Linked DNA regions of Homo sapiens: all the other regions are linked to region 2. The links are chromatin contacts, found by Hi-C or POLR2A ChIA-PET in ENCODE. All regions are on one chromosome and are shown on one strand. Each heading gives the region's core, a stretch centred on a gene start or an enhancer-like site at or near the end of the contact. The rest is flanking DNA. Distances are from core to core; before and after follow the strand shown. Region 1 overlaps HIP1 (huntingtin interacting protein 1). Region 2 has its middle 35 kb from the start of SRRM3. Region 3 holds the start of ZP3 (zona pellucida glycoprotein 3).

Region 1 (2,730 bases), core at 231-2,730, 500 kb after region 2:
GTATGTGTATATATGTATGTATACGTATACATACACATATGTATGTGTATATATGTATGTATACGTATACATACACACATATATATGCATGTGTATGTATACATATACATACATATATACATACATATATGTGTGTATATATGTATGTATACATATATGTGTGTATATAGTATGTGTATGTATACACACACAATATATGTATATATACATATGTATATGTGTGTATATATGTATGTACATATATGTATGTAAATATACACACATACATGTATGTATGTACACACATGTGTGTGCATATATGCATACATGTATGTATGCACATATGTGTGTATATGTGTGTGTATATACACATATATGTGTATATACACATATATGTGTATATATATACACATATATGTGTATATATATACACATATATGTGTATATATATACACATATATGTGTATATATATATACACATATATGTGTATATATATATATACACACATACATAAAATAATGGAAGGTAGCTGTTCCCCTGCTAGAGGCTGACACCTCCCTGTGTTCTGATCCCCTGTAATCTTGCCTTAGCAGGACCGTTGCTCTACTGATTAGCTGAGTCAGAAAACTAGAAGTCAAATTATCACTCACTACTCCACTCCCCTCCCACTCCCTTCCATTCCCGTCTCCTGCTGGGTTTTACCTCCTAAATACTCCCTGGCGGCTCTGTTCTCTCATCTCTTTCCTATTTTCACTGCTCATGGTCAGGACTCATCTAGTACACCCAGAACTGGCAGTACCCTCTTCACTGATCCCAGTCTCCACCCTGGCCATCCTCAGAGCTGTCCCTGCACAGAGGTCAGTGATGCATCAAAAACTCAGATCTGCTCCTGTCCCCTGGCAAACACCCTGAATTGACCATCTGCCTCCTACATCAGTCCGCCTCGCCTGCTGTAGGGGTAGGAGCAGTGCCGCCAGGATGACACACTCTGTCACCCAGGCTGGAGTGCAGTGGTGCAATCATAGCTCACTGCAGCCTTGACTGCCTAGGTTCCAGCGATCCTCCCACCTCAGCCTCCTGAGTAGCTGGGACTATAGGTGTACGCCACCCCTCCTGGTCTGGACATTATATTTGTTTAAATGATCTGTCTTTGAGTTTTCCTTCCCACTTACACTACAGACATCTGGAGAGCAAAGACGCTGTCCGGGATCTTCCTACTGGCCTGGCACACACCTGGTGCACAGCTGATTCAAAACAGAACTTGCCAAACCACCCACTGAATGTTTTCTTGGTCGTTGTACCAGAACAGATGATCATAAAGACAGTTTATGAAACGTAATTAGGATAAGTGTAAATTCTTGTAGTTACATCTGAAACTCACAGGCATGCAAATATCAGATGGGCAACTGTGGCTTGCAGCAGTTCATGTAGAAAAAAGGTGGGGATTTTCATTGAGGAAGCCTCAGCATGGGTCGCCGGTGTGGTGACGCTGCAGGAAGCAGCTCGGATCTTAGCCACCTGTGCTGGTGTCCTCTGAGAACTTGCTCTGTCCCTGTCCCCATTCTCTTTCATATCTTCAATAATTATTCCTCCTCTCAGCTTAAAAACAGGCCCTCGTGTCCTCTAACCTTTAAAAACCTCTTTCCAGGCCAGGCACCGTGGCTCACTCCAGGAGGCTGAGGAGGATGGATCATTTGAGGTCAGGAGTTCGAGACAAGACTGACCAACATGGTGAAATCCCGTCTCTACTAAAAATACAGAAATTAGCCAGGCATGGTAGTGTGTGCCTGTAATCCCAGCTTCTAGGGAAGTTGAGGCAGGAGAGTCACTTGAACCTGGGAGAGGGAGGTTGCAGTGAGCTGAGATCACGCAACTGCACTCCAGCCTGGGCGACAGAGCGAGACGCTGTCTCAAAAATAAATTAGTTAATAAAATAAAATAAATAAAAGCCTCTTTCCAGCCAGGCATGGTGGCTCACACTTGTAGTCTGAGCACTGGGGGAGTCCCAGGTAGGAGGATTGCTTGAGACCAGGAGTTTGAGACCAGCTAGGACAACATAGCAAGACCTCATCTTTACCAAATAAAATAGCTGGGCGTGGTGGTGCAGGTCTGTACTCCCAGCTACTCGGGAGGCTGGGGTGGGAGGGTTACTGGAGCCCAGGAGTTCCAGGCTGCCATGTGCTGTGATCGCACCACTGTGGTCCATCCTGGGTGACAGAACAAGAACCTGTCTCAAACAAACAAACAAACAAACAAAAATAGTGGAGACCCTCCAGTGTGAGCCTCCTCATCATCTCTGATTTCATCCCCCATGACATCGCCAGCTACGCCCCCTCCTTCCCCTCCTCCCTCCCCTCCACCTTCACCCCTTGTGGCTCACTCACGCACCCACTCTCCAGTCCACCCCTCCTCAGAGACCCTGTCCACTCATCCATCTCTCTCCCATTGCGCTTCCTCTTCACTCCGTTCCTTCTGCCTCCCACCATATGCAAATCTTCTCCATCCTTAAAAGCCTGATTGCCTCCTCTGGATTTTTCCACACTCTTGGGGAACTTCCTGTGACTCCCTGCCCTTCACCACCAGCCTTTCCCAAAGAGAAATCCCTCTCACCACCTCCCACTGCCCATCCTCCCCCAGTGGCTCCAAGGCACACATTTGGACTTAGGCCTGCGTTACTCTGCTGTAGCTGCCCCCAAGATGACATCAGGACCTAACAGCACTTGTAGCACCTTTTGCTCCCCATTCCCTGC
Region 2 (2,700 bases), core at 10-2,509:
ACGTGTGGTGGATCACACCTGTAATCCCAGCAATTTGGGATGCCAAGGCATGTGGATCATCTGAGGTCAGGAGTTCAAGACCAGGCTGCAGTGAGCCAAGATTGCACCACTGCACTCCAGCTGGGGAGACAGAGTGAGACTCCATCTCAAAAAAAAAAAAAAAAAAAAAAAAAGTAAATATGCATTTGAAAAGAACAGCATCAGCCAGGTACAGTGGCTCACGCCTGTAATCCCAGCACTTTGGGAGGCCGAGGGTAGAGGATAGCTGAGCCCAGGAGTTTGAGACCACCCTGGGCAACATGGTGAAACCCTGTCTCTACAAAAAATACAAAAATTAGCCAACTGTGGTAGTAAACACCTGCAGTCTCAGCTACTTGGGAGGCTGGGGAAAGGATTGCTTGAGTCTGGGAGGTCGAGGCTGCAGTGAGCCATGATTGCGCCACCTCACTCCAGCCTGGGCAACAGAGCAAGACCCTCTCTCAAAAAAGAAAAAAAAACATGCAAAAAGAAAACAAAACAGAACAGCGTCATTTCCTTATCATTAGTTTGAAGGAAGGGAATCACTGGCAAAAGTTTCCATTTTCTTTTTTTTGAGATGGAGTCTCACTCTGTCGCCCAGGCTGGAGTGCAATGGCGCGATCTCGGCTCACTGCAAGCTCTGCCTCCCGGGTTCACACCATTCTCCTGCCTCAGCCTCCTGAGTAGCTGGGACTACAGGCGCCCACCACGACGCCCAGCTAATTTTTTGTATTTTTGTAGAGACCGAATTTCACCATGTTGCTCAAGCTAGTCTGGAACGCCTGAGCTCAAGGGATCTGCCCACCTCGGCCTCCCAAAGTGCTAGGATTAAGGGCGTGAGTTACCAGGCCGGCCCAATTACTTTCTTCAGTCTGAGCATGAGCACTGGAAGAAAAGCTCTCACTCACATGTAATTTTTTTTAGAGACATGGTCTCCCTCTGTCACCCAGGCTGAAGTGCAGTGGCGTAATCTCAGCTCACGGTAACCTCAACCTCCCGGGCTCCAAATATATATATATATATATATATATATATATATATATTTTTTTTTTTTTAGTTGGAGTCTCGGTCTGTCGCCCAGGCTGGAGTGCAGTGGCGCGATCTCGGCTCACTGCAGCCGCCGCCCCCCGGGTTCAAGCAATTCTCTGCCTCTGCCTCAGCCTCCCGAATAGCTGGTATTACATGTGCCCGCCACCACGCCCGGCTAATTTTTTATTTTTAGTATAGACGGCATTCACCATGCTGGCCAGGATGGTCTTGAATTTCCGACCTCGTGATCCACCTGTCTCGGCCTCCCAAAGTGCTGGGATTAAAGGCGTGAGCCACCGTGCCCGGCCCGATCGCTTATATTTTTAAAGAGATGTTTTCTTGGTTTCCTAGCCCCTCGTACCCCCTACAAAGTTCCAAAGGCTTTGATGTTGTTGCAAAGGCCATGAGAGGTCAAGCCGAGGGGTGCAGCTCCCTAATGCGGTGTAGCCTCAGACGGGGCCGATCCTGCCCAGAATGAGCGGCGCCGGGCGGTGGGGGACGCTGCCGGTGTCCCCGGGACCTGGCTGGGGGAGGAGTTGGGGGGGCGCACCTACACAGGCTCAGGTGACGCGAGTGTGCGGCAAGGGCTGTAGCCGGAGCTAGCGGGCTTGTGGTGGCCACTGAGGAGCTTCTGCCCGACAGTGCCCTCCGGGCCACAGCCGCTTGGTGCGCAGCGCCTACTCGCTCAGCGTCAGGCCCTTGCTGCGCCCTACGCCGCAGGCTGGGAAGTCGCGCAGGTAGCAGTAGTACAGGCAGTGGTAAAGCTCGTCCTTGTAGCTTATTGGTGTCGGCGGCCGAGTCGGAGCCTGCGGACACTAACCCGCCGCCTACTGACACTGACCGGCAGTCTGTGGCCACGCGTCTGCGCATGCGCTCTCCTGGAATACCCAGCCGCCGCGCCTCGAGTTCCGATTGGTTCTACAGAAGGGGCGCGCCTCCGCTGACGTCACAGGCGCGGGCCTTCCGGCGACGTAATAGCGCCGGCCTTCGGCGATGTCACAGTGACGCTACAGTGCCTGGAGCTGGGCTGTTTTCTCCTCGGTTTGGAGCCTGGTGACCGTGACTTCCCCGCCATGTTCTGTGTGTTGCTGGCTGGAGAAGGGTAGTTGACAAACTCCGACCCAGCACAGTGTTTCTGTGGGTCAAAACTAGAAAACTATGTCCGGGCTCCGCCGAGGCGGAAGGATCCCTTCAGGCCAGGAGTTAAAGAGCGGCCTGGGCAACATGGCGCGACTCCATCTCTGTAGTCCCTCCTCAGCTTCCCAGATACTTGAACCCCAAGGTTCAAGGCTGCAATGAGCTATGATCCCATCACAGCACTCTATCCTGCGAGACTGAAGTAAACCTTGTCTAAAAAAATAAACTATCCAAGTGTGCAACAGGGAGGGACCGCTTAAAGAAAACATGGTAATTGTATGTTCAAATACTTTTAACAAGTGCAAAATGTATAGGCTTAAATAAATAGGGCTGGCCGGGCGCGTTGGCTCACGCCTGTAATTCCAACATTTTGTGTGCCCGAGGCATTCCGATCACTTGAAGTCAGGAACTCGAGACCAGCCTGGCCAATATGGTGAAACCCCATCTCTACTAAAAATATAAAAATTAGGCCAGGCACCTTGCATCGTTTCAGGAGGCTCGCACCTCCCTAAGGGC
Region 3 (2,979 bases), core at 56-2,555, 260 kb before region 2:
GGGAGGTCTGGCCTGGATTTCTTGGTCTTTTCCTGCATGTACCACAGGTTAAGCCTCTCCCCCTTGGAGCTGCCCCCAGGGACCCACTGATGCTTTTAAGGTCTTTAACACCAAGGTTATGATGCCCCCGCCCCCATACCACTTATCTATGTGGAATTTTTTTTTTTTTTTTGAGCCAGAGTCTCGCTCTGTTGCCTAGGCTGGAGTGCAGTGGCACAATCTCAGCTCACTGCAACCTTTGCCTCCTGGGTTCAAGCGATTCTCCTGCCTCAGCCTCCTGAGTAGCTGGGATTACAGACACGCACCACCATGCCTGGCTAATTTTTGTATTATTAGTAGAGATGGGGTTTCACCATGTTGGCCAGGCTGGTCTCAAACTCCTCAGCCTCCCAAAGTGCTGGAATTACAGGCGTGAGCCACCACACCAGGCCCCAGTTAGTTTTTTTAAAGGCTTAAGAGATGGGGTCTCACTATGTTGCCCAGGCTGGCCTCAAACTCCTGGCCTCAAGTGATCCTCCAGTCTTGGCCTCCCATAGTGCTGGGACTACAGGCATGAGCCACTGCACCCGGCCCACTTGTTGTTTTTAAGATAATGTATACTTTGGGTCTCTTCAGGATGAGTTCCTAATGCCCCCAGCCTTAGAAACAGCCCCTTAGGCTACCCACAGGGCTATCCTATCACGCAGGCCTGTGTGTGTCACAAACCCACCTGAGAGAGAGTGGCGTGGCTTGGGCCAGCCTGAAGTGCACGGCCACCTCTGGCTCCACCCCATCGACCCAATGTCGGGCATCAGAGGCAGGAGCTGCCCTGGGTCCGGTGACCTCAGTGCCAGCTTCAGGCCTCAACTGGGCCACCTCCCCACCTACAAGTGAGAGGGATCCACCCAACCCCACCTCCCACCGATGGTGGCCACAGTCCCCATACCCGGCTGCCTCGAACATCCTCCCACCAAAGCCAGGGCCCCCAGCCTCTCTTACCTGCATGCTGTTGCCACACTCGTGGAGTCCAACCTCAAACCTGACCACATCTTCTGTGTCCATGGAGACCAGAGGCTCACAGGCCTCTGGGCCCAAGGTGAGGTCAGCAGCCCTGATGAGCTTCCCGGTGCCAAAAAGGTCTTTGCTGACCATGACCATCAGAGTGGCCTCCTGACACTCCACCAGTACGGGCTGTACGGACGTCTCAGGATGGCTGGCTCCACCCTGCAAGAGCCAGAGGGGTTGGGGGTAGCACAGCTCAGTACTACCCCAGAGCAGGAGGCAGATGAAGAGCCTATAGCTCAGCTCCATGGTACCTGCAGAGCAGCAGGCAGCCGCCTCTGGCCATCTTATACCCGTGGGATGCTGGCTGCTGCCACCTGGGCTCTCAGCTTCTCAGCTGCCTCCCTTCCCTAGCCAGCTGGGCCCTTGTTGCATAAAGTGGTCTCCATCCAGAAGCATCAGTAACACCTGGGAGCTTGTTAGAACTGCAAACTCTCAGCCTTCACCCCAGCATGACCACAGCAGAATTTGGTTTTTAGCTTGGAAATCCCCCACGTGTATCCACATTAAAGTTTTTTTTTGCTGTGTGTGTGTGTGTTTGTGGTTTGTTTGTTTTTGTTGTGTTTTGTTTTGTTTTGAGACAGAGTCTCACTCTGTTGTCCAGGCTGGAGTGCAGTGGTATGATCTCGTTTCACTGCATCCTCCACTTCTCAGCCAGGTTCAAGTGATTCTCCTGCCTCAGACTCCCAAATAGCTGGGATTACAGGAAGGCATGCGCCACCGCGCCTGGCTAATTTTTGTATTTTTGGTAGAGACAGGGTTTCACTATGTTGGGCAGGCTGGTCTTGAAGTCCTGACCTCCAGTGATCCTCCTGCCTCAGCCTCCCAAAGTGCTGGGATGACAGGTGTGAGCCACCGCGCCCGCCCCAGCCCACTTGAAAGTTTTTAGCTTGTAAATCCCCATGTGTATTCATGTAAAAGTTTGCAAAGAGTGTGCTGCCTGCCTGGTGCACCACAATGTATCACAGCTTCCCTCCGATCCCCTGCTGGCCCTGCCCTTAGGAAGCTCGCAGCCCGGCAAGGGAGCTGTCCCAGGTCTGTGGGGGACACAGGAGAAAGCCCTTGATTGAAGAGTCAGGGGGATTAGATCTGAGACATAAGGAGCTCATTCCAAGTGTGAGAAAAAGGAGGCGGTATCAATTAGGAGACAGGAGGAATTTCATGGGTCTCTGCCTTATTTTATGGGAGGCCGGGGGGTAGGTCAGTTCAGGCAGAGGCAGCTGTGTGAAGAGAGGTGGAGAAGGGGCCCTGCGTTCTTCATTCCTGGGTGAATCCCCCGGAGTTCATACTGAGACACAGCAGAAGCGGGGCTTGGCTTCAGCTCACCCCGACCAGGGCATTCTTTTTTTTTTTTGAGACAATCTCACTCTGTTGCCCAGGCTGGAGTGTAGTGGTGCAATCTCAGCTCACTGCAGCCTCCGCCTCCCAGGTTCAAGCAATTCTTCTGCCTTACTCTCCCGAGTAACTGGGATTACAGGCTTGTTCCACCATGCCCAGCTCCTCACCACAAGGGATCCGCCCACCTCAGTCTCCCAAAGTGCTGGGATTACAGACATGAGCCACCACACCTGGCCCAACCACTGCATTCTTTCCTGCATTCCCAGTGATCACCAGACCCATACCACGATTTCACTGACATCATCATGTGGAAACATGCCTATTACTTAAGAGAATCCCAGGAACTGACCTTAGGAGATTCAAATATCAAACCAAGGTTGTGGAGTGTCCCACCTCAGGAAGGAATGCTGAACTGATTGACAGCCTTGTTGCCACCAGCCAGACTACCAGGTGGCCCATAACTCAAGATAACCATGGCAACCAGATAATGCCAACCTGCATACCTTCACGTGCTTTGCCCAGCACAGCCGGCATGCCCTATCCCTGATGTAAATTCCCATGCTTTGCCTAATAAAAAAGCCCTCCTGGCTCTTTTTGGAG

The links. Hi-C counts contacts between places; a loop is a spot of excess contacts on that map. ChIA-PET counts read pairs that join two places held with the same protein, here RNA polymerase II (POLR2A). Pooled maps may share reads with other maps.
Region 1: a pooled map shows a loop between it and region 2 (3-fold over the local background). The contact joins two enhancer-like sites. A Hi-C loop is called at or near these places in 1 of 50 pooled maps. POLR2A ChIA-PET finds 5 or more read pairs at or near these places in 3 of 52 experiments (GM10248, activated CD4-positive, alpha-beta T cell and activated CD8-positive, alpha-beta memory T cell).
Region 3: a pooled map shows a loop between it and region 2 (6-fold over the local background). The contact joins the promoter of ZP3 here to the enhancer-like site in region 2. A Hi-C loop is called at or near these places in 2 of 50 pooled maps. POLR2A ChIA-PET finds 5 or more read pairs at or near these places in 2 of 52 experiments (A673 and PC-9).

The regions. Positions count from the first base shown.
Region 1 is chr7:75,661,686-75,664,415 of GRCh38, reverse strand. All of the region lies in intron 1 of HIP1 (huntingtin interacting protein 1), which reads left to right. Among named protein-coding and RNA genes, the nearest start is that of HIP1, 76 kb to the left of the region's middle. Within about 2 kb of position 1,480, at least 4 of the 41 ENCODE cell types and tissues checked have a DNase peak (open chromatin) inside an H3K27ac peak, as active enhancers do.
Region 2 is chr7:76,165,915-76,168,614 of GRCh38, reverse strand. No RefSeq gene overlaps it. Among named protein-coding and RNA genes, the nearest start is that of SRRM3, 35 kb to the left of the region's middle. Within about 2 kb of position 1,259, at least 2 of the 41 ENCODE cell types and tissues checked have a DNase peak (open chromatin) inside an H3K27ac peak, as active enhancers do.
Region 3 is chr7:76,423,276-76,426,254 of GRCh38, reverse strand. ZP3 (zona pellucida glycoprotein 3) reads right to left here and starts at 1,305. Exons shown (of 8, transcript NM_001110354.2): 1 at 979-1,305. The coding sequence starts at 1,290. RefSeq lists a silencer at 1,909-2,203.